Linked DNA regions of Homo sapiens: all the other regions are linked to region 3. The links are chromatin loops, found by intact Hi-C in ENCODE. Cell type or tissue: mammary epithelial cell. All regions are shown on one strand. Each heading gives the region's core, and the rest is flanking DNA. Links, peaks and the distances in the headings are about the cores only.

The links. A loop is a pair of places that touch in the nucleus more often than their neighbours do. Peaks named below come from ENCODE experiments on the same cell type or tissue, not always from the same donor. Only the 100,000 strongest peaks of a DNase experiment are listed, where the experiment ranks them.
Region 1: it touches region 3 in a loop (7-fold over the local background); 3 of 110 quality-filtered maps call a loop at or near these places.
Region 2: a loop joins it to region 3, with 9 times the contacts of the local background. A loop is called at or near these places in 45 of 110 quality-filtered maps.

What each region holds. Positions count from the first base shown.
Region 1 is chr2:150,183,981-150,191,644 of GRCh38, forward strand. All of the region lies in intron 1 of LINC01818 (long intergenic non-protein coding RNA 1818), which reads left to right. Among named protein-coding and RNA genes, the nearest start is that of LINC01818, 18 kb to the left of the region's middle. In mammary epithelial cell, for the core only: a CTCF peak has its summit at 4,300; no DNase peak of the experiment used is centred there; H3K27ac peaks cover 474 bases.
Region 2 is chr2:149,593,476-149,601,139 of GRCh38, forward strand. All of the region lies in intron 1 of MMADHC-DT (MMADHC divergent transcript), which reads left to right. Among named protein-coding and RNA genes, the nearest start is that of MMADHC, 9.5 kb to the left of the region's middle. In mammary epithelial cell, for the core only: a CTCF peak has its summit at 4,247 (motif pointing right); a DNase peak (open chromatin) is centred at 4,326; H3K27ac peaks cover 550 bases.
Region 3 is chr2:150,605,941-150,614,239 of GRCh38, forward strand. No RefSeq gene overlaps it. Among named protein-coding and RNA genes, the nearest start is that of LINC02612, 19 kb to the right of the region's middle. In mammary epithelial cell, for the core only: a CTCF peak has its summit at 4,945 (motif pointing left); a DNase peak (open chromatin) is centred at 4,941.

The DNA.
Region 1 (7,664 bases), core at 3,162-5,661, 420 kb before region 3:
ACTTGCCCTGAAGGACAGAGCTGTATTGGAAGATGAATACTTAACGACTGTACTCTAGCTTGTCAAGCAGCCGCAGAAGAAAAGAGAAACAATGCGAGAATGTTGATCTGCATGTATATTCTACAGAGTAAGCAGATGATCGATTATTTGTTGATGCTATTTGAACAGGAAAAATATTCTAGAACCAAGGGGCTGTATAAAAACATATTTCAAGAACAACTCCAGGCATTTTTCCTGTCAGTCATGTTATCACTATCCATTGGGTTATCTGATATTTTATCATTAAGAGTATTTTTCTTAGAAATTCTATTTGGAATACTCCTATATATGGCTTCTCTTTCAACAGCAAACTCCAGTTCTTCTTTCTCCTCCCCACCCCCATCTCTCCAACACACACACACACACACACACACACACACACACACACCCCCCTACCTGTCCTGAAAGTTACCCTTGCTTTACATAGCTAAAGCTAAGCAGCATGGGGACAATGGAATTCGGGTCCTAAATAAGGACCTAACAACTTAAAGCTCTGTCTAATTTTTAAACTTTAAGAATCATAGAAGGGTAAAATTTTTCTTGATTTAAGTCCTTTTCCAAATTTTCTAACCAGAAACGATCTCCAAAATGATCTATTCTAACCTTTCCCCCAAAATTTTTTCTTTTAAAAATAAGACATTTTGTAGACATGCAAAAGCCTCCCAGCCAAGAATCAAAACCCCAAAGCTGTAGATGGCAGAATTCTTTAATTCTTATTTTTAAAAGAATAAGAATGTTTAAAAATAAGAATTATAATTTTTCTTGTTTTATACATAAGAAAACTGAGGCTCCAAATAGCAAAGTGACTTGCCTGGTAAACACTTAACAAAAATTTAACAATGACCTTTTCTGGATTAAAACCTTCTTGTAGTTTATTATCCCCAACAGTATAAAGCATTAAGCACTTTGACGAGGCTCTTCCTTTACTTCCTGTGCCCTCGTCACCCCATTCCCCTCCATTATTGTCAATCAACTTGGAACTGCTACGACATCTCCACAGGCCTTGCTTAATGCCGTCTGTCCCTGGAGCACCCATCCACCTCCCCCTCCTCTGCCTGACTCTAACCCAGTGTTCAAAATGTGAAATAAACCATTGGACAGTCATAAAACTGTCTCTACTTCCCTCAGTTTGGCGTACAGGCTTATCTGTGACCCCATAAGACTGTGATTATCTTGATCACAGTTCTTAGGCTTTTGAAATTATCTGTTAATTGTTTCTGTCCCATTAATCTCTGCATACTTTAAAGACAGAGATTGCGTCTTGTGATCTTTGCATTCCCAGCAAGTGTCTGGAACAAAGTAGTTTCTCAACAAATTTATGGAGTCTCTATTTTTCTTGCTAAAACAACCTCATCATTTTCTCTCTTCCCATCTACATGGTAAGCATGAGCCTGTTAGATTTACAGTGATTGAAGTTTATTAAAAATATATATCACTTATATAGCAACTGAAATATTGAAAGCACTTGCATGTATGTTATTTTAGGCAAATACTAGAAGTATTTTATAAATGCATTGTATCAGACTTTTTTCCATATATTTCTGCCATGATATTTGAACATAAATGCAGGAATATAATATTCATCCTGTTTAAATTTCATTTTATTCTTCAGACAATGTTCTGTCTATCTTAGATGCTACTTTGACAACCCGGATAAAACAAATATGCCCTGGAAATGGAAGGCTGGATCCTTACACACTTTAAAAATTATTTATTTTAGTCTCTACTAATATACACTTATTTGTCACAAAGCATGCAAAGAGTTGGTAAATAAACGCTATAACATTTTGGATTTAATCATTGTGGCATAGTGGTTAAGTGTGGTCTCTGTGTCCAAAAAGCCTGAGTTTAAATCCTAGCTCTGCTATTTAATTGTATAACTTTAGACAACTGACTTAATCATTCTCTGCCGCAAGTTCCTCATCTAGAATATGGAGTGAAAAATCTTGACTCTTTAAAGGGCTGTGAGGGTAAGTTAATTAAAATATCTAAAGTTTCTGTCACATACAGGACTCAATCAATAGTGGCCATTATTATTATTTAGGTTTAATTGAATCAGCTGATGCTCTTGTTTTCCACACTTTTGTACAACTTCATAAAAGGATATGGAAATTAAGAATAACTCATCCATTATTTTTCCCTTTCACTTGATTGATACTTATATTGAAGTATTTCATTTAATATTTTAAAACAAAATCCTCGTGTAGGCTATCAACACAAAAATATGAAATAAGTAACTATATGTTTGCTTATAAGTTTTAAAAATACATGTAATTATTACTGATATTTTAAATATTATATAAATGGATGGATGGTGAAAACAGCACCTTTCAATGAAATATACAAATAAAATTAGCAATATTTGTGTTTTGATTCATGTATGTATGCATGTATGTTACCAGCTTATTGAAGGCTTTCAATGCTGTAGGTATTGTGGCAGGTACTGTTGATTATCATTCCCTTCCCTCCTTACCAAGAGAACCTTAGAGCACCACACCATTGTGCTAAGTTAAAGGGATGGATTCAGTTTCTCAGATTGCTTATACTTGACATGGTCATGTGACCCAGTTCTGGCCAATGAGGTATGAGCAGAAGTCCATCAGCAGGACCTCTGGGGAAGTTTTGCAAAGGGAGTCTTCCAGCCATGTTCCATTTGATCTTTTGCCTTTTGTACTGTGCCCTTCTTCCTTCCTGGAGGATAGATTCTGTACCTTAGACGTGCAAAAAGCCTTTCAGCCACAGAATCAAAACCTACAAGTTGTGGAAGGCAGAGCAGGAAGACACTAGAAGTCTGTGTCTTTAATCACAGTTTTGAGGTGTCATACCAGCCCTGCAATACTTATCCTTGATATGGTTAGGCTTTGCGTTCCCACCCAAATCTCATCTTGAATTGTAATCCTCAAGTGTTGAGGGAGAGACCTGGTGGAGGGTGATTGAATCAAGGGGGCAGTTTTCCCCATGCTGTTTTCATGATAGTAAGTGAGTTCTCATGAGATCTGATGGTTTTGTAAGTGTTTGACATTTCCTCCTATATACACTCTTTCTCTCTCCTGCTGCTTTGTGAAGAAGGTGCATGCTTCCCCTTCTGCCTTGATTGTAAGTTTCCTGAGGCCTCCCCAGCCATGTGGAACTGTGAGTCAATTAAACCTCTTTCCTTTACAAATTACCCAGCCTTGGGTATTCCTTTATAGCAGTGTAAAAGTGAACTAACACAATCCTTAACAACGTTTTACCTCTTAAGCCAAACAATACCTTTGAGTTTAAGCCCTTATTTATAGGGATATCTGTTAACTACTACGAGTTCAGTCCCAAGCGAAACAAATATAAACGTGATTTATTTGTTTTTGCCAATCACTACTTTTAATCATTTTTGGTTGAATCTCTTTGTCTTATTCCTCAGCAAAATATTGGTGAGATTCTATAATTCCTTTATCACTTTTAATTATAGAAACTGAGCTAAATTTAAGCATTCAATCTTGAAATTGTTTTTCATCTCTTTTAGAAAAAAAAAAAAAAGGCAATCACCATGATCCAGAAATAAAACATCCCTAAAACTGAAAGGTGAAACAGTGTCCACATTTTCAAAAATAGAGGACCTTTTAGGACCTCTAAATATTTAGACTAAGAAAGAAAATGTCAAAGAGAATCAAGATCCATGATTTAAAGTATCTAAGATCCTTTATATGAAAATATGATTTCTACTATATAGCAAATACGTGAGTAAAAGGAGTAGACAGAACTAGCATGACAGAAGCTGAGTAATCATTAGTTAAGACTGGTTTATAGAGGATTCCTATAAATATAGACCCTTAATCTTCAGGAAATATCAAAGGATATGCAAAAATAAATGATTCCACTTTATTGTCTGTTGAAATTTTGATTTTTTCAATGAAATGTTAAATAATTGTAGCTTTTTAAAAAAGTCTTGACTATTTTCTATATAAATCCTGAAAGGTAACTTTAATAAAATCTAAACTATTTCACTGGAATTTATGGGGGAAGAAAAGCATAAGTCAAGGACTGACCACATTTAGCCATCTACAATGATAATTGATAGATAATGATCTTCAATGATAAAAATCATTATTTTGCATTGAAAAATGTATTGTATATTATTACCAAAAGATGAACGCAGTTCCATGGAAAAAAGTAGAAATTTTTAATATAGAGTATTATCTGTGTTTTGAGAACATAAATCACCCTGCACTTTCCTTCTGGCTTCTTGGCAACCTCCAATTTTAAATTCCATCAATAGGTGTAGCCCACGTAACATAAAACTCAGATGGCAGTATGTGCATCTTTCTATTTGCTTTGGCAGACTTCTCATCTCTCTTAATAAGACTTGGATAACACGTGGAAATCAATAAAATTATAGTTGGTTATGAAAGACGGCAATCCTAGCTTATTCAGGGTTTTGTATTCCACCTCCTAGGGAACAAAAATTCCACAGATTTTATGCTTCTTCGGGTGGCTCAGTGTAGTTCCTTGGACAAACAAAGGAAGGGGATTTACACATTGTTCTTGGTGGTTTTCCCAGGTGTTTATTTTCTTTCAAAAAAAAAATCGTAGCTACTTTAGACTTGCTAGGGAAATACAAGCATTTTGGGGGCAGGCTCTCAGTTTATTTTTCTAATCTCCCTATACTATTTATTTTCAGCACCTTTGCAAGTTCTTCTTTTAGGTTGTTCTTCAACCATCAGCATTTAAGCCAATGGTTTATACATATTCCCGTGGGTATACACAGATTTATTTGGGATTCTCTGAGGAGTAATTATACTTAAATCCCTTTATTTCAAGCTCAATAATGCATATCAAAATACTCACGAGTGTGATGTTATGTAGATAACCTTGAATTTGTTGTTTTTTTTCAGTAAATCATTCTCAAACTTTCACACACTAACTGTCATAGCTAACAAATTGCAACATACCCCATACCTATTTGCATCATCCAGGTGTCTTTTCCACTGAGGTGGAAAACTGCTCTTTTAAACAGCAATGGAGTTTGACCTGCCTATCCATGATGTAACAGTTTAAAAATATACACACTGAGGTTTTAAAGATTTTTTGTAGTCAGTCAACCTGATTTACTCTTTAGAAGCATGTGCTATTTTAACGAACTCACCCACTCAAGTCTGTTGAAACATGGAAGCTGATGTGTCCATCTGACTGCAGTGGCATTCATTTCCATATTGATGGCATATATTTGTTATTTTCTGAACCTAATCATAAAGCTCATAGCCTATAACATGCAGCCTGTGGTGTTGAGACTTCTTTAGCTTTGCAATGCCAGCAATTGGTTCATGATAGCAAATGGTTGTTCAATTAATGTGGAAGAATTCTTGTGATACTAGAATCACAGGGTATCTCAACTGACCAATGTTAAAAACGAGGTCTTAACGTTCTTGAATAGGGTAGGTAGTTGATAGCTTCTGACTTGATGAGTACAGAAACTCTTCTTTGAGGGTGCAAGAAAAGGAAAGGAATGTTTGTATTCACCAGGAGAAAGATTGGAAATGTCAAAGCAGTAGAGAGGATGGCATAGCAGCTCTCTAATCCAGCTTGAAATAGAATTTTATTATCAACAGAAAGGTTCAGAGCCTTAAGCCGAAGAAAAATGTTTTCATAAAAGACTTCGTGAAATTCTAAACACAAGCAGCGCTACTTGGGAAAAAAAAAAAACAAGTGCAGCTTAAAACTGGGGACAGATGGGTTACTCTCCCCACTTATACCTTGTCAGCACCTCATTAACCCCCTCAGGTCTTGAGGCTTTCCTCCCAATCTGAGAGTCTCTTTCTTTTAAAACTTGAGTTCATCTTATTTACATTTACTGACATGACAGATAGGCTTGTTCTTAGTTCTTATATGATTTGTCATTGCTGCTTTGTAAATTGTCTAATTTTTATATATGATCTGTCTCCATGTTTTGTTTTGGTTATGTTTCCCAACCAGTAGCTTGGAGAGTACATTCTCTGTTTTTAGATCCTGTAGTGTTGATGTTTACAAATTGTAACAATAATGCTTCTTATTTCTTTCATTTTTACAGAGTGTATATGAATTGTCCCTTTTAAACAGTGAATGAACTGGAACATTCGTATTTTCTCCCACTTTTCTTCTCTACTTCATCTCTTGATTTTGGTTATTATGTTCTCAATTTAAATTTTTCTTACAGATCTCTTAAAATAATACATATATATACATATACGTATGTATCTTCAAATAATACATTTAAACATTTGCTGCTTGATTTGCCTACTTTAAACAGTATCAATCAACTTCCAGTGTGAAAAATCAGAAATTTAACCTAGTTATATTTCTATCACATTTCACCTTCAAGAGTATGTTAATTATATTGTTATTTTGAAATTCTCAACATTTTTAAATATTTCTCTTGTGATCTAAATGACTCCTACATTTGCTTATTGTTAATACTACATCTGAATAGATTATTATCTATTAATGCTCAAATAGATGTATAGCCAACCCTTTCCCACAATGTCTCCATTATGTTTTAAGAACCAGGGTTAAAGGGTGCTTCCACAGATAATCTTCACCCCTAGATTTTGTCATTATAATAGTAAAGGAGTGTTGGATCCATCAGAGATAGCCCTACTGTTTGAGGACCCTGCTATATTAGGATGATTTTCACTATGAGTAAGAAGGCTGAAACCACTAGGACATGCATTATCTTGCATGTTGAAGAATGATGAGAAAAGCATTTTCAGGGTGATTATTCAGTGGAACAGAGACCTTATGAAACACTCAAATCCTCTGCATCTTTTCTGACTGCCAAAATGGGCACACTCACTTTCCCCTTAGGCTGGCTCCCTTTGCGGTCCCAGGTGCCATATTTCCAAGCCTTACATGCAGATAATGCTATTCAGAGGCCCTAAAGAGGCTTAACCTTATTTGTGTCCCTTTTTTTTTGAGATGGAGTCTCATTCTGTCACCCAGGCTGGAGTGCAGTGGTGCAATCTCGGCTCACTGCAATCTCTGCCTCCCGAGTTCAAGCAATTCTCCTGCCTCAGCTTCCTGAGTAGCTGGGACTACAGGCACACACCACCACGCCTGGCTAATTTTAGTAGAGATGGGGTTTCACCATGCTGGCCAGGCGGGCCTCAAACTCCTGACCTCAGGTGATCCACTTGCCTCAGCTTCCAAAAGTGCTGAGATTATAGGCGTGAGCCACCGTGCCTGGCCCCTGTGTCCCTTTTTAAAATGAGAAAATGTTTCCCAGAAGCACACTGTTGCATACATTTTCCAGAATTGTGTCACTTCTCATTCTCAAACCAGGACAAATCATGATCGGGGGCTACAACTAATCATAATTAGTCTCTGAAGTTTGTGACCACCTCATACTCACAAAAACCAAGGCTCTGCCGACGAAGAATAAAGCCTGAGGAGGGAATGGGCAAAAAACTAGTTTTCCATTTTCCATTAGACAAACAGCAATGTCTGCTGTTGCTGAAACATTGCCAGAATTCTACAGAATGTGCGTCTGTCCTTGGTATTGTCTCGCAAGACTTGGCAAGTTATTCTAATAATTTTGTGGTATGTGGTCATAGCCATTTCCTGTCTTCATTGAAGATGGAATTTTTTTTTCCCTTTTCCTTCTCTCTGTTCAAGAG
Region 2 (7,664 bases), core at 3,162-5,661, 1.0 Mb before region 3:
ATTTGATAGGCCAATGGTGACTTTGCTGGAGGAATTTCAGTGGAACAGTAAGAGATGAAATTTTGATTACTGTGGTATTCAAAGGATGAAACATAAACCTCTTGAGGACAGAGATTTTTTTGTCTGTTCACTGTCTTAGGACTTCACTATATTCCTGCTACAGAGAGGTAATCAATAAATATTGTTGAAAGTTGAACAGATGAAGAAGTGGTGGCAGTGACCATTAATAACAGCTTTTCTTTGTTGTTCTATTTTCAGGCTCCATACCTACCTAACATCTATCTTCTCAAGAACTCTGCCAGGGAAGGAGTAGTTTCTGTGTTTCATAAACAGACTGAGACTCAAAGAGGCTAAGTAAACTACCTGAAGCCATATATAGCAACACACAATGACGGATGTGAGATTCAAACTTGGATTTATCTGGCTCCAAAATTTCTAGTTTTTTTTTTTTTTTTTTTCCCACTACAGCAAAACTAAGGAGAAGAGACAGAGGTGAATAGCTGTCTCTCAGTGGTTATTCTGTTTTCCCTTATCTACATGTTTTCCTCCTTTCACTCTCTCTTGGTTTGTTCTTATCCTTCAGAGGTAAAGAGGAGCCTTCAGAGAGCTATAAAGGTTGATCAAAGTACCAGATTATGAGATTATTTGGAGGCTAATATGTAATCCTTGGGGTTTCCTTTCTCATCTCACCCTTACAGCTGCCTGTATTAATGCTTTCTGATTAACATATGGTCTCCTTTTTATTCTAGAAAACACTAGATCTGAATAACAAAGGATGCATACTTAAGCAAACTAAGGCATATATAGTTATCACTAAATGCTCAACCTGGAAAGAATACTGGATTGCAGTCTGCTTTTTCTGTAAAGACAATAGTATTATAAAACCGAAAGAGACAACAGGGAATATTTCCCACTCAACTAAGCATATCTAAAAGCACATTTGAAGTTTGGAGACAATATTCTGTGTTATTTTAAGAAAAGATTCTATAGCATTATTACCTGGTGGTAAGAAAATAACATGTAAAAGAAAAGGTAATAAGAATAAAAAAAATAAGTAAAAGTATGTGAACATGCTAGACCTGGTTATACAACTCAACTGTTGAGAATGCATTTTTGAAGTTGCCTGCATGGTTGCTGCAAGCGTTCTTCAGTATTTAGTATATGAAGACAGGCATATGCTCTGGCCATTTCCAGAAAAGCCAAGGCTATCCTGTATATTCTAGCCATCTGTTGTTAGGTGAAATGCGTGAATGGCATAGAGAAATGTTATGGAGAGTGAATGTTACATGCCTCTGAGATACAATAGAAAAGAAGCCCTTGATTTAATATTTTGGTTCTTAGTTTGACTGTGATTTATAGGGAGTGATATTGCCCTGGGCCTTTCTGTCTCCTTTGTATCAGGAAATGATTTGGTTTAGAGAAAAGCAGGCAAAGGTTTTAGTGGGACTCCCACCAGGATAATGGCCTTCTTTGTTCCTAGCTACTTCTTGAGGTGACTATGGCTATCCTTTAGGCCCCAAGCATGTGGACAGAGTCGAGAACAGGGTTAAGGAGAAGATTTAAGCAAAATCTCTTTAGTCACTGAGCAAGAAGCACCTATAAGTTGCATTTTGTAAACTCAGAGGATTTGGTCTGTGGTGATCTAGCTACATAAGAACTGGAAATGCCTAGGTTTAAAATCGGGGTATAAAGCAACCCAGAGCTTGTTAGATATGCAAGATCTCTGGCCCTATCCCCAAACTACTGTCCCAGAATATGTATTTTAACAAGGTTGCTAGTGACTCATATGCTCAATAATGTTTGAAAAGCCCTGCCCCAGACTCTTGAATAGGATTGGCCAGGAGGTGGGAAAAGGGATGGTAGCAGTGGTGCTTGCAATGTACATAGCCCCAGATATATAGAATCAGAATCTGTAAGAGTGGAGACTTAGGAATCTATGTTTTAACAAGCTCCTCAGGGAATTTTTATAAACACTGCAATTTGAAGATCACAGGTAAGAAATAAAAACAGTTCAGGGGAGAAGTGCAATATACACTATGAACACCAGCTGTCAGTACTCTACAATTTAAAAATGACCTTGATGGTTAATAGTGAAAAGAATTATTACAAGAACATTTTCTAAATTTGAAATGTAAAGATCTAGGGAACATGAGCTCTAAGTTAAACAGATTTGAATTATCCTGTGATTTTATCAAAGATCTCTAGACATATAAATAGTTTACAGAGAGTAGTGGTTGGAGATTTAGAGATTTTGGGTACATGTGAGTAAGTCCATGTCAGAATAATGTCTTACTATACTTGGGAAAATAAAGTGAATGCTTTTGTGGTTTTAAAACCAAACTGGACTCTACAGTTTGAAAGTATGTAAGGCAGGTCAATGACTCTTTCTAAGAATATCTTTTCATTTTCTTGGCATTATGTCCTGATGTTACTGGGTTTTTCAGGTACTTAATTTTCATGTGTAGCTCAGGGATTAAAAGTCTTGTGCAGTATTCAAAGGAACTTTTTCTGTATTTGTAGACACTGCACCATACTGGGAGACTTGGATTCGAATTCTGTCTTTTCCTTATAGCCTCGTGCAGATTACAATGACAATTCCTTAACATCTCTGAGTCTTTTAGTGTGCATAAAAATACCCACATAAGGGTTGTCAAGAGGAGGATCCAGATAATATAATAAATATGAAATGCTCTACCAATTATGAAGCATTAAATAAATGCAAGGTAGTACTTGAATGCTTATGGCATTGGGCTTTCACTTTTATATTTGATCTTTGGAACCCCACTATAGCACCCATTTCCATAAAAATGACTCAGGTTTCACTAGGAGCCTAGTTACTTTTCCTAGTTAGGTATTTTTTTTTTCCCCACCCCAAATAGCGTTGCCTGATAAAATACTGGACAGCCAGGTAAGTTTGATATAAAGTTTGATTTCATGTAAACAATGATTTCTTTTTAATTCTTCAGCTAAGACAGCGGAAGAGATGATTTATTGTATGGTTGTTACACTCGGCCACAAGTAAACACATAAATAGTCCAGAATGTCACAGGTCTAGGGCAAAGGACCAAAATGGGCAGTTTTGGTTATGAGCAACATGGGTCTTAGAGGTGATTGGCGATCAGAGGGCGATGAAGTTCTAGATCATGAGATAAGCTCTGGACAGTAGCATGCAGTCCTACAACTTGTACCAGCATCTCCAGCGTCTAGCATTCCATGTTTCTGCTCCTGTGGCCTCCATGGTACAAGAAGCTAGTGGTTTACTTGGACATCTGACTCATCTTTCTTCTTTTGCGCTTCAACCTGTGCATTCGCTTCTTCCTCCACTTGGCTCTTATGGCACAGAGGTTTTCAAGAAAATGGTGCTAAGGCCGAGATGACAATGAATAATTTTTTAGTATGACTATGTCCCATGTATTGCACAGCAAACTGGAAAATCTAACTCCAAGACCAAATGCTATCTACATTCATGCATCTTCTACTCACCAATCTCATCTAATTGCTTACATCTTCTATTTTGCCTGTATGGAAAAAGTCTGACTCAAAGACAGTAATGTAGATCTAAAAATGGTCTTGAGAGAAATTATTGCTATCTGAAAGCTCACGTCTTCAAAAATTTTTACACTTCCTGTCTAGAAACGGCTCTGGCTTATCTCTAAAGAGTGCTTAGAATAAAATAGAGTCACTTAAGTACTTACTCCTTGGGATTATTTTTGATTTTTTTTTGTGCTGTTATTCTGTTGACTTTTGATTATTCATTAACATCTCTTTCTCTGTCTCACTGTGTGGTTGTGGGAGTAGAAGGAGGGAAGAGGTGACTCTCCAAAATGAAATAATTCGAAAGCCACTTACATGTTGCTATTATGAACAATTCTGAGGCATTTCTGGTACAGCTTTCTCTTTCCAATTATATTTGGTATAGCAAATAATGCTATTAAAATATATAGACTTTATATAAAGAAAGACCACATCCTGATACTGAAGGAGAGGAAGAAGAAGGAAAGGTGGGAGTTCGCTGTGTGCTCAGCAGAAAGCAGGGTCGTCCTGGGGAACACTTTGCAGTTTCAAAGTACTTGAGGAGGGTAGGCCACAAAATGGGAGTTTAACTGTACTAAAGTAAATTCTTAATGACACTTTCACGTGGATGCCCTGAAGCAGAGGGAGGAATCACACCAGGAAACCTGATGCGGGAGAGAGCCATGTCCCACAGTTTGACCGAAAAAAATGTTGCCTTTGGGCTCACCTAACTCTGGACACTAGGTGTCAGTATACAGCAATGTAACGATTTTAGGATGCGGGGTTGATGTGCTGAATTAGTGGGGGAAGAGTTGTGAGATGATGTTTCGTTTCCTGCTGTTAACACAGGTCCTCGATTTATGGTAGAGGTTCTTTCAGCTGTGATCTTATGAATCATCAATAGAGACAGGAACTGTGTCAGAGTCACCTCTAGGGGTTTCCTTCATATTTTCTTTTTCTTTTCTCACTGGCTAGGACTGATTACTTCTTCACATCTCTGCAAAGTACTTAATTAGTCTCATCAGGCAGCCAAACTTGATACCTTCGTCCAATTTTAGATACAGAGATGATGAAGGTGTTTCATTGGCAGTTGGGGCCATTAGAGGGACCCCGCAGGGCAGAGCGACGTTGCACTGAGGCGATCTGAGCTGAGCACAGGGGTAAGGATATATTCCTGGACTGTGTGCTGCTGTCACCGAGAACATTTGCAAATCTGCTGACACATTACAGTGGGAATATCCCCTGGACGCATGGAAGGCCCAGTGCCCTGTCATTTGAGCAGTGCAGGCACGTCACCAGCCCATGGGGATGTCAGTATTCATGCTGCTCTTTGATATAAAGTTCGCATTTTCTATATGGTTTGATGATGTTTAGTGGGATCAGTGATGCCTGTTTGTTAATTGCTTACAGAAGATTTGGGCTTAAAAATAAAATCTTGGATCAGGTAACATTCTCTGTTTTAAATTTTATTGATATTTCTGAATTCCAAGGAAATTACTTACATATCAGATGGTCTTTGAAACCTTATTTTTTTCTATTATTTTTAGTATTCTCTGCACTCTGTCTTATATTTCTGCCCTTTCTCCTGCATAAGTAAAACAGAAAGATTTAGTTAGCGTTTGAGGATGAAAATTATCAAGCCTATATTCTCAACAACAATCTGGGATTTGAGTTAATTTTAATGTCCAATTTGTGTCCCTCTTGCCCCCTTTACATGTGTGACTTTATTTTCAGCTATCTTTTAATATTATTCACTCTTAGTCACACCAACTATGCTTATCCCTACCTAAGTCCTTCTCATCTTGTTATCACCAGCTGGTAAATTCTTCCTGCTTCCTTTACTTATATAAATGTGGCTGCTTTTTCAATATCAGCTCCAAGCCATCTCCTCCATGAAGCTATCTGGGTAATTCACAGAAATCTGCTTTCCTGAATCATAGAGCATTGCTCAGTGTAGCTCATGATTATAACCTAGTCTTAGTTGCTTTTTAATTAGTTTGCACACGTGTACATATACACACACATGCACACACACACACACATGACCAACTAGATTACAAGCTTTTCAAAAGTGGGGGCTGTACCCCAGTGACATCTAGTAATATGCTGAGTATCATATATACATTTTCAATAGATAGCCATTTTTTGTTTATCTCTTTGATTGCGGAGGCTAAAACATAATAGGTATTTAATAAATGTTGAGAGATCTGAGGAATTGATTTAAATTACTCTGCTGAAGTACTAGATCTTTGATAATATTAGATTGTGACATTTGGTGTGACAATTCTGGTAGTCATTAGCATATACCTTTGCAAGAGCTAGCTCAAGTCTTATACCTTCCATGACAACTTCTCTAGGCTAATACAGTCCTCATTGTTCCTCCTGGTCCTGAATTTCTCCTTCTCCTGTTTCTGAACTCCTAAAGCATCGTACATCTACATTGGGCAAGTGCCTTAGGACTACATCTGTAGAATGGGTTTAATAATAGTGCCCATCTATTTGGAACTATGATAATTAAATGACAATATGTATAAATTACTTAGAACATTTCTGGCATATTATAAGTAATCAATAGGTGTTTTAGTCATGGTTCTCCAGAGAGGCAGAACTGATAAGATATATGAATTAGCTCAGTTGATTATGGAGGCTGAGAAGTCCCATGATAGACGTCTGCAAGCTAGAGAACCAGGGCAACTGGTAGCATGGCTCACTGCAAAGTGTGAAGGCTTCAGAACCAAGGAAGCCAATAGCATAACTCTCAGTCCAAGGCCAAAAACCTGGGAGCCTGGGGGTTGCTGGTGTGTTTCCCAGAGTCCAAAAGCTGAGAAGGGGAGTTGTAACATTCAAGAGCAGCGGGAAGAAGTTATCCTAGCTTTAGAAGACAGAGCAAGATTTTGCCCTTTCTCCACCCTTTTATTCCATCTGGGCCCCCAGCCAATTGAAAGGTATCTGCCCACATTGAGGGTGGATCTTCCCCACTCAGTTCAAAGACTCAAATTCTAATCTCTTCGCAGAACATTCTCAGAGACATACCTATGGTGGCCTAATAATTTTAATCAAATGCCAAATCACCTGGAGTTTCCTTTCAGCGGAAGAGCGAAGGACTTTAATTTATCACAGTCTAGCTGGCGAGATTGTGGAGAAAAGGGAAAACTTATACACTGCTGGGGGGAATGTAAATTAGTTCAGCCATTGTAGAAAGCAGTTTGGCAATTTCTCAAAGAACTTAAAACAGAATTAAGATTTTGTCCAGCAATTCCATTATTGGGTATATACTAAAAGGAATATAAGTCATTCTACCATAAAGACACATGCACACATATGTTCATCACAGCAGTATTCACAATAGCAAAGACATGGAATCAACCTAAATGCCCGTCAATGGTAGACTAGATAAAGAAAATGTGGTACATATACACCATCGAATACTATGCAGCCATAAAAAAGTACAAGATCATGTCCTTTGTAGCAGCATGAATGAAGCTGTAGGCTGTTGCCCGAACAGAAAACCAAATACTGCATGTTCTCACTTATAAGTAGGAGTTAAACATTGGGTATGGACGCAGATAAGGGAACAACAGACACCAGGGTCTATTTGAGGGTGGAGGATGGGAGGAGAGTGAAGATCCAAAAACTGCCTATCAGGTATTATGCTTATTACCTGGATGATGAAATAATCTGTACACCAAACCCTGTGACATGCAATTTACCTGTGTAACAAACCTGCACGTGTACCCCAAAACTAAAATTTTTTTAAAAAGTCACATATTGAGGTAAAAAAAAATACAAATAATTTTCATTAGAAAAAACTTATCCCAATCTACCTTATACCTCTTCACATGCAGTATAAGAACCTCACAACAGGGTGCTTCCATCTCTTTATCCTGATGGCTGCTGTTCTCATGTATTTTACTTCCATGTTTGCTGTGAATCCCATACTACACTGCTCTCATTTTTGCTTTAAACAGTCGATTCTATTTTGATGATATTTTGTAAAATGAGAAAATTGTTTTTTTACATTCCTCTACAAACTTACCATTTCTGGCTTTCTTTAATCCTTTGTGTAGATTTAATTTTCCACCTGGTGTTATTTTAGCTCTGCCTAAAGAACTTCCTTTAGCGTTGTTGGAGTGGAATTCTTTTGGTGATGA
Region 3 (8,299 bases), core at 3,450-5,949:
AAGTAACACATCACTGTATACTCATATGTATGTATGTTCATATATTTATATGTGTAGATGTCCATATACCAAACTATTTTCAATGTCAACTTCTCAGAAGTGAGATGATAAAGAATAGGAAAAAGAGTCATAGGGACTTTTATTTTTCTCTTCTATAAAATTTCACATTTTGAGATTTTAAAATTTTAACTATATAAGAATCTTTTTTTCGATAATCATAGGCTAATAATTTTTTTTACAAGGAGCATCTATTTTATAATTTAAAAAATGTAAAAGAGTAAAACACTTTAAGTAAAAAAAAGATAAAAATACTCGACAAAAGAAAAAGAAAACCAATTCTGCAGTTTCTTTAGTGAGAAAAGACTGGATTTCACAGCCCCATGCTTAATGTGTCTTATTATATCTGAGTTAACTGTGTAGTTACACTGTTATCTCTACACTTGATACTTATAACCTATATATAATTTTCATTCCATTAGGTGGGTCCAGTGGTTTTCAGCTAATAATGTTTCTATCTTCACAAAGTCCTTACTTAAGGAGCATGCCAAGCATTATTATAGATAGGTATCAGGAATAAGAGAACTCCACCTGCCAACTGTGGTCTAGATTATGTTGCTGGAGAGAGGCAGAACAGATGCAACCCCCCACAGCTCTGAGAGCCTCATTTATGCCTGAGTAGACCACAACTTTAACTTACAGCAGACATTTGTTATAGCTACCTTTTGTTCTATACTTACTATGTGCCAAATGCAGCTCTAAACTCTTCACATTATTAACTAACTTGAATCTCACTAACAATCCCATAAGGTTATTATCCCTTTTATTATTTTCAGTGTACAGATAAAAAAAAGCTCAAGTCTAAAAGGCTCAGTAACTTCCTTAATGACACATATCTGGAATGATGGTCATATGCTAATTCAGGATTTCCTAATTCTAATGTTCATATGGCTATGCTATACTTAGAGTAGTGGAGTATCTAGTGAAGGGAATTTTGGGGGGAAGGATGGATAAGAAAACAACTATTGATATACAAGCTTGTATTGTGGTTAGAGAGAGCTTGGGCAAATGTATGCAAGATCACAGGCCATCTGAAATTTCTGCTCAATTTTCAAAGCTACTGTGACCTGTCAGGGTGGTCTTTGCCGATGCCCAGTGGCTGGGAAGGACAACAAAAGCTCCAAAGATAAAATTTTCTTGATGGCAAGAAAAAAATAGAGTTAGATCTATGTTATGAGTGTCTGAATACCAGAACCTGACCTAGTTTTATTTATGTTATCAGAAAGGGTTTCTGTGAATATAAAGACTTTTGTAGAAGAGGCTGTCTTAGAATGAGATGCCCTTAGATGACATTTCAAGTATTAAAATCTCCAGGGCCAAAGTCCTGCACTAGTGGAAGTGACTAAAATATGAGTTTCAGACTCAAGCAATCCTGCTTCAGATATGAATGACATGCAGAACATGCTGCTTGAATAGCAGCAGCAGATCTCTTTTGTCTGGGTCTTTAGATGCTCAGCAGGTTTCTGGCTTTGCCAGCAACAGTCATGATGAAAGGGGTGGGATCCAGTCTGTTACAGCTGGTCTGTAGAATTGGTTATGATGTTCCCATCCTGAAGACAGTGTGTGGGAGTCACAGTCCAGGGCAGTTGGGAGCAAAAAGGACCATCCCTTTGCACAAGTATAAGCATCCTAGGGGAATTCCTAGAAATACTGGAGAGGAGGGGTACCCTTCAAGGAGGGGTGCTGGGTTTCCTGTTACTCTGGGCTGGAGATTACTGAGTGATGTACTCTGAGGCAAATTATTCACAAACCACATTGTGAAACAGCATTTCACCAGATGCATTTTCATGGCAGGATTGTTGAAGGCAGAAAAACTGCCCAAGACTGGGACATCTTCAGGAAGTTTTGAAAGAAAAAATATGGTACCTGATGGCCAGGAAGTATGACTATCAACATAATTCCCAAGCAGTGAAATGGGTTTCTGATTTGGTAGAAGTTCTAGAATATTGATCATGACTGACACATCACACACAAGCAAATCTAAGTGAAATTTAACTATGGCCACTGGCTCGTGAGCAGTGAGTAAATAATGCCCACTGTCCACCATACAATAGACCTTAATGGAGTTAGAGCAAAGTGGCAAGTAATTAAAACCCACTTCTAACAATTAAGTGTGAATGCCCCACGGGAAGGATATGTTCTGGACAGCTGGCCACAAAAGACTGGGGACCTCTTTCACTAAATGACAAGCCAATATACTTACTCTATAATAAAGGTCTTCCTTCCTAGCCATTTCCATGGAAATACAATCTGAAGATTTCATGTGGTAATCTCTGATTCAAAGATTTCCTTAGTTAAGCAAATTACTAAAGCAAAAACTTTCATGACCTGGAAGGAAAAAGGAAACAGAGCAACCAAGGATTCTGCCTGTATATGGCAGGATTGAGCCTATTCCCTCATGACTGTGGAAATCACCGAGTGTGGACAATCAGTGTTGTGCTTCACACCTTCACAAGCATGAAGAGTAAGGCTAGTTTGTTTCCCAAGTTGACTAATGTAGATTGCAGCCATCCCAAATACAGAAGGGATTAACTAATTGGACTCACTTCCTGCTATTACCAAGCACTGAAACTTGCAATTGACCTTGATGTAAGGTTTAAGGGGTGGAACACCTAGCCTTTGTCTTCCACATATTACCTTCTTCTAGTCCCAGCCCTCATCACCAACATGAAGATGTTGTTCACTGAGTGTTGAACACCTCCTTTTGTGGTAAGTACAATGACAAGTACACCCATCACATTGAATGCAAAGTGGCCCATTGTGAAAATAGGTCACACATGCTGTTTCAATGTCATGAATACCAAAGCTACCTGGACATTGTTTTTAGAAAATAGTGTCTATTGTCATTTTGCTTGTGTAAGTCTTTCTTGAAGCCTTGATCATTTTCTGCCCTCACCTCTTCCTCAACATTTAGAGGAAACAGCTTCCAACTACTTCTCATCTTTTCCTATTTTCTAACACCACCACCCCCAGAGACTTTCTTCTACCCCATAGGATTATTTTATGCCTGACATCTACCCCTACTATCTTGAGGCTCCATGTCCTGACATAACATGAAGCCTGTACTATCATGTAGGCCCACACTCCCAGGCTCCTCTTCGTGCAGCCACCATGGGAAATTTAGCTTCTTTTTTGATCTCTGTTTTCTCATGAAAAATTGACTTTTAACCTTTCTTGGTGATAGGCAAAATGAAAGGCTCAAGCAGAGGTTGGGAAAGGATGTGAACCCTATCCAGGCTAATAATAATTGTTATTCTATGGTACCTGTTTGCGATCTTTAGTGCTATTTTTTTTATTTTTCATTTTTTGCTATTGATGTTGTTTGTTTCATTAACTGTTTTGTGGCCAGGTGCAGTGGCTCACACCTGTAATCCCAGCACTTTGGGAGGCCAAGGAGGGTGGATCACCTGAGGTCAGGAGTTCAAGACCAGGCTGCCCAACATGGCAAAATCCTGTCTCTACTTAAAATACAAAAAATTAGCTGGGTGTGGTGCCATGCACCTGTAATCCCAGCTACTCAGGAGGCTAAGGCAGGAAAATCGCTTGAACCCGGGAGGTGGAGGATGCAGTAAGCCAAGATCGTGCCACTGCACTCCAGCCTGGCGACAGAGCGAAACTCCGTTTTAAACAAGAAAAATCAAAAACAAAACAAACACAAAAAACAAAACAAAAACTGTTATTTAGCAATTATTAGTCTGTAGGTTTTCTCAGCATATTTGTCTTTTTACCATCCTACCCTAAATCTTTAGAAACCACATCATATCACAAGAGTACGAGATTTTGCATTTGTCTTGTATAAATGTTTTCAAACTGGTTTTAGCCTTTGAGTTATTTTGGTTTCAAAACAAGAATTGTGGTTTTCTCTCCTTTGGAAATATCCCTCGCAATCTTACTGTTCCTTTTGACTTTGCTGGATTCCATGGTTGCTAACTTACTGCATGCTTAGGGTGCAGAATACAAATCATTCCCTTAATGACTCCAGATTTCACGTGGAGAACTCAGACACATGTTTCCCATTTTTCTCCCTTTTATGCTGCATATTTGTGCTGAATCATTTTATTGCTAATGGGGGAGATGCCAGAATATTTACAGGATCATGGTCATGGGAGTGTGCTGTTATTTGTATATGTCTGGATAATACCAACATAATCAATCAAAACGGAAACATTTGGTCAAACAAGCATTTTCAAAATCATTAGTGTAATGCTAATAGCTTTGAGTATTTAACCAAACTTACAGTTATTTGGACATGATTCAGAAACAAACTTAGCAGAGTACCTTGTAAACACTTCTATTTCCAAAAATGAAGAAATTTTGTTGGAATTTTGTGTAGATGCAGCATTGCTCAGGAAAATAGGACTCCATCACCAGCACCACCACTGATATTCTGAAGGAGACATAAGCAAGTTGCTTAACCATGCCATGCCTCAGCTTCCTCCTTTGCAAAATGAATGTTACTAAATCTTATTTATTTTGGGGGACCTTTGGGAATATAATGAAAACTGTGAACCCTCATGGATAAATACAACATGAAATTTGCAGGCGACTTCTAGAAGTTTACAGATGTTCTAAAATCAATTCACACACCTCGTAGGGGGTTGTTAAGAACTCTTACAACTGATGACCTTTGAAGTTTTGTTAGTTGAACATTTTATGATTCTGTGAATTTTCTGCTGTAACCTCAACCATTCCTTTACCATGAACTCCTACAATGCATATCATGTAGAAGTCGTAGATGTGCTAAAACATGCTTTGTTGCCGATATAGTAATGCTTCTACATTCTGTGGCTTCTTTTCACGAGGAAAGATTCTCACAGAATTAAGAAACATGAAGAATCAGGATCTATTCCAGTCTCACAACCATCCAGGCGTGACTGACAAGCACCACCTTCTGGAGGAAACAGGTAGTAAATGTCAAAGTTGATGATCCTTGACGCAGCTATGCTTTTCTCAGGTACCCAGGGCCCAACCTCTGCCTGACTTCAGCATCAGTCTTACCCCACATTTCTCCAGCAATCTCTTTTTCCTTACTCTAACCAATGATGAAGCTACCTTTTGCCTGGGGAGCCTACAGGATGGTTTGAGTCTAAAAATTAATTCTATCAGTTGAAAGAATTCTACCTTTCATTAGAAATCTCATAGTAACAAAATTCAGATCATTTGGAAATACTAGGCTAGAGATCATATTAGAGGCCATATGTCAAGGGACTTTCATATGACTTGTCATTAAAATGTGGTGAAGTAGTTTAAAGTACTTAGTGGAAATACAGAAGGTACTACGAAAATAACAAATGATCTTGGATGTAACAATGATGAATTAATTAAAATAATGCTCCACTCTAGTCCTATGCATAATAAAGCATCAAAAGAGTGATTGATTCAAAAGATTTATTTTAAACATGCAAAATAGTTTTGGATAAATAGTTATTCTTGTTTTTTCATATGCATGGTAACTTTTTATACATACTTTGGATTAATTGTAAGATACAAATTTATTAAATAACAGAATTGCCAGAAATTGTTTGTGGATATCCTCATTATGACTCAAAACACTTAATTTTCTGTTACAATTTTTATAGAAGGCTTTTTTGGCTCAAAAATTTTTCTCTGGTTCACTGGGATCAGATCAATGTTTAGATGAAACCATTTGCCCCATGGGAATTCCTAGGAGTGGCAAGTTCTATAAGGGTTTTCTCCACTGTCAGATTGAAAGACCCCATCCCATTTATATCTTTTTTTTAAATCTAAGAGGCAGGAATGACTATGTTTCCTGAGAAATGATCCTTTTCTTTAAAATAAAACAAATTATTTAAATCCCATTCACAAAGTATCTTAGAAAACTTTTGAGAATTGAGTCAGATAATGAAATGTTCCTTGAGGCCAATCATATCCCAGAACAACATTGGTTTTCTAGGGAGATAAATTGAGTACAATGAAGTTTACCGTGAAGGAATTGCAAAAATGGAAGCTTAGAAATATAGACTCTAGACATATTGATATAGTTTTCCTGGAATTTAATGAAAAAGTAGGCATTGATTGTTTACTCCTAGGCAAAATTTCTCTGACCTACCTAAAAATCCTCAGTCTGTGAGTGTTTTGGTCTTCCCAAGAGGCTATTTCATCATTTTGTGGAGTTATATTTATTTTTTGAACTTACTTTCCAGATGGACATATGTATGGTTTCATTAAAGCCAAATGTGGTTTATGAAATACGAGAATAATAGCTAATCATGCCAGTGAGAGCACCTGAGTGAGGCAGACTAAGGGCATTTTCAGGAAAATCAATAATAAAGTTAAAGTGGCTACCATTTGGGGGGTACCTAGTATTTTCCAAGCACTTTTTATATAGGGATGTATCTTAACTGCAATCTTGCATAATAAATATAGTTCCTATTTTATAAATGGAGAGATGAGGCCCTGAGAGCTCTTATATGGTAGAACCAGGATTTGGATCCAAGTTTGTCTGGTCTGGAGTCCATGTACTTTCTATTCTGCACTACTGCTTCTGAAGGTAAGTGTTCAAACTTGACAAACTTGGGGGCTTGCTAAATTGCACACGTTCTCTATAACTGATAACTGGAAAATGAATAATTATGAAAATTCCGCATAGTCCATCCATGCACAAAATTTTGTCTTTAAATAATATGCCTTGTTGGTAGATACTTTTTAATTGGTACTATTCATCAAGCACCTCAGATGTTTGTTTGTTCAGCTGCAAAATCATCAACACAAACATACACAGAGGTTGAGCCTACCTTCCTTTAGGAGCACATTTGGGACAACATGTTTGAAAAGCATGGCAATATCAAGAAGAGAATTATTAGGGCAGCTATGCTGCCAGGGTCTTATGCATAGACAATGAAAAGAACAAGGCAGAGACTGATAAATCAATCCAAGACAAAGCATTGGTGCAAGACAATGAAAGCGATGATACAGATACTTCAAACTATTTTCAAAGAAAGGGGAAAAAGCCTCCCATGTATTGGGGAAGTAAACCCAGCAGAAAGAAATCTCTCCCACCCTCCTGCCCTCATGCTGTTGGGAGGTGTTGATAATGACCTCGAGGAAAATCTTGGAGGTTGTACTGTTTTAAAATAGGCACTTGGCCAAAGAGAAGGAAGTCTGCAGCATGCCAACATCCAGTCTAGTACAGGGTGCTCCTGATAAGGAACAGATGTAAACACAGACAACTGTTCAAATTTGCCAGGAGAACTGATCATCCTTTAGCCAGTAATCAAAGTCTAGAAAGTAACCAGAAATGCTTTCCTATAAACAAAGAGAATTGGAAAAGGAACGGGAAACTAACATCCAGGTTTTGAAATTGCCGAAAAAGGTGAGGATGTGCTACATGTTCAGACAGAACAAAGACACGCATGTCAAAGATGCAATGTGGTGAATGTTGCAGAGAGGGTCCAGGTGCAGTGCCCTCTCTGTGACGGGACTTGGGGCTGGGACCTAACAGCCCTGCAGGGAAGGGCATGGGAAATTAATGGGCGTTGATGCTGGAATTGTTCACATACCTCATCACACACAATGGAGAAGTTTTACTGAAATGCATCCCTGGGAATGGCCTGTAAAACCTCAGCGTGTCTGTTTCCAAGTTAAGAACACAGGAAGTTCAGAAACTAGAAAACAAAATGCATTTTGTTGGGATACTTCATGTTGCAATCTTGAACATTTGGGTTTCCAAGATCAAGGCTCAAAGGCTGCCTTTTTCCTCTTAGGTATTTTGCTTTAGTTCTGTCTACAAGTTGGAATTGCCAGGATTCCAACAGAGCCTGGGTTAACTGAGAAAAAGATTAACAGCCTTTTTACTCATCATTTAAAACTCAAAAGAAGAATTATTTAATAAAGTTAAACAGCAGCACTAAAGAGCACTTTAAAAAGATGCTATAAAAATATAACCCTAGTAAAACTGGGCCTCTCTGTGACCTACCTCAGCAAGAGTCCTACATAAAAGAAACACCTACCTGACCTCCAAAAAGGTATTGAAAAGCAATTTAAACCATAGTGACGTCTATAGAGAGGCAGCAAAGAGGTCTGCCATTCACAACACATAGCAAAACCTCCTAAAAACTGTTTTCCCCTTTCTCTCTCAAGAGTTCATATAGCAGAATCACTCTCCTAAGTATGGCTCCGCACACATTTAAACTTGGTCTCCCCCAGTTGAGCCTATGTTGACTTTCCTCTCTCTCCTTTCTACCCCATCCTCTCTCAAACATTTGCACTCAGGAGCAAGAAA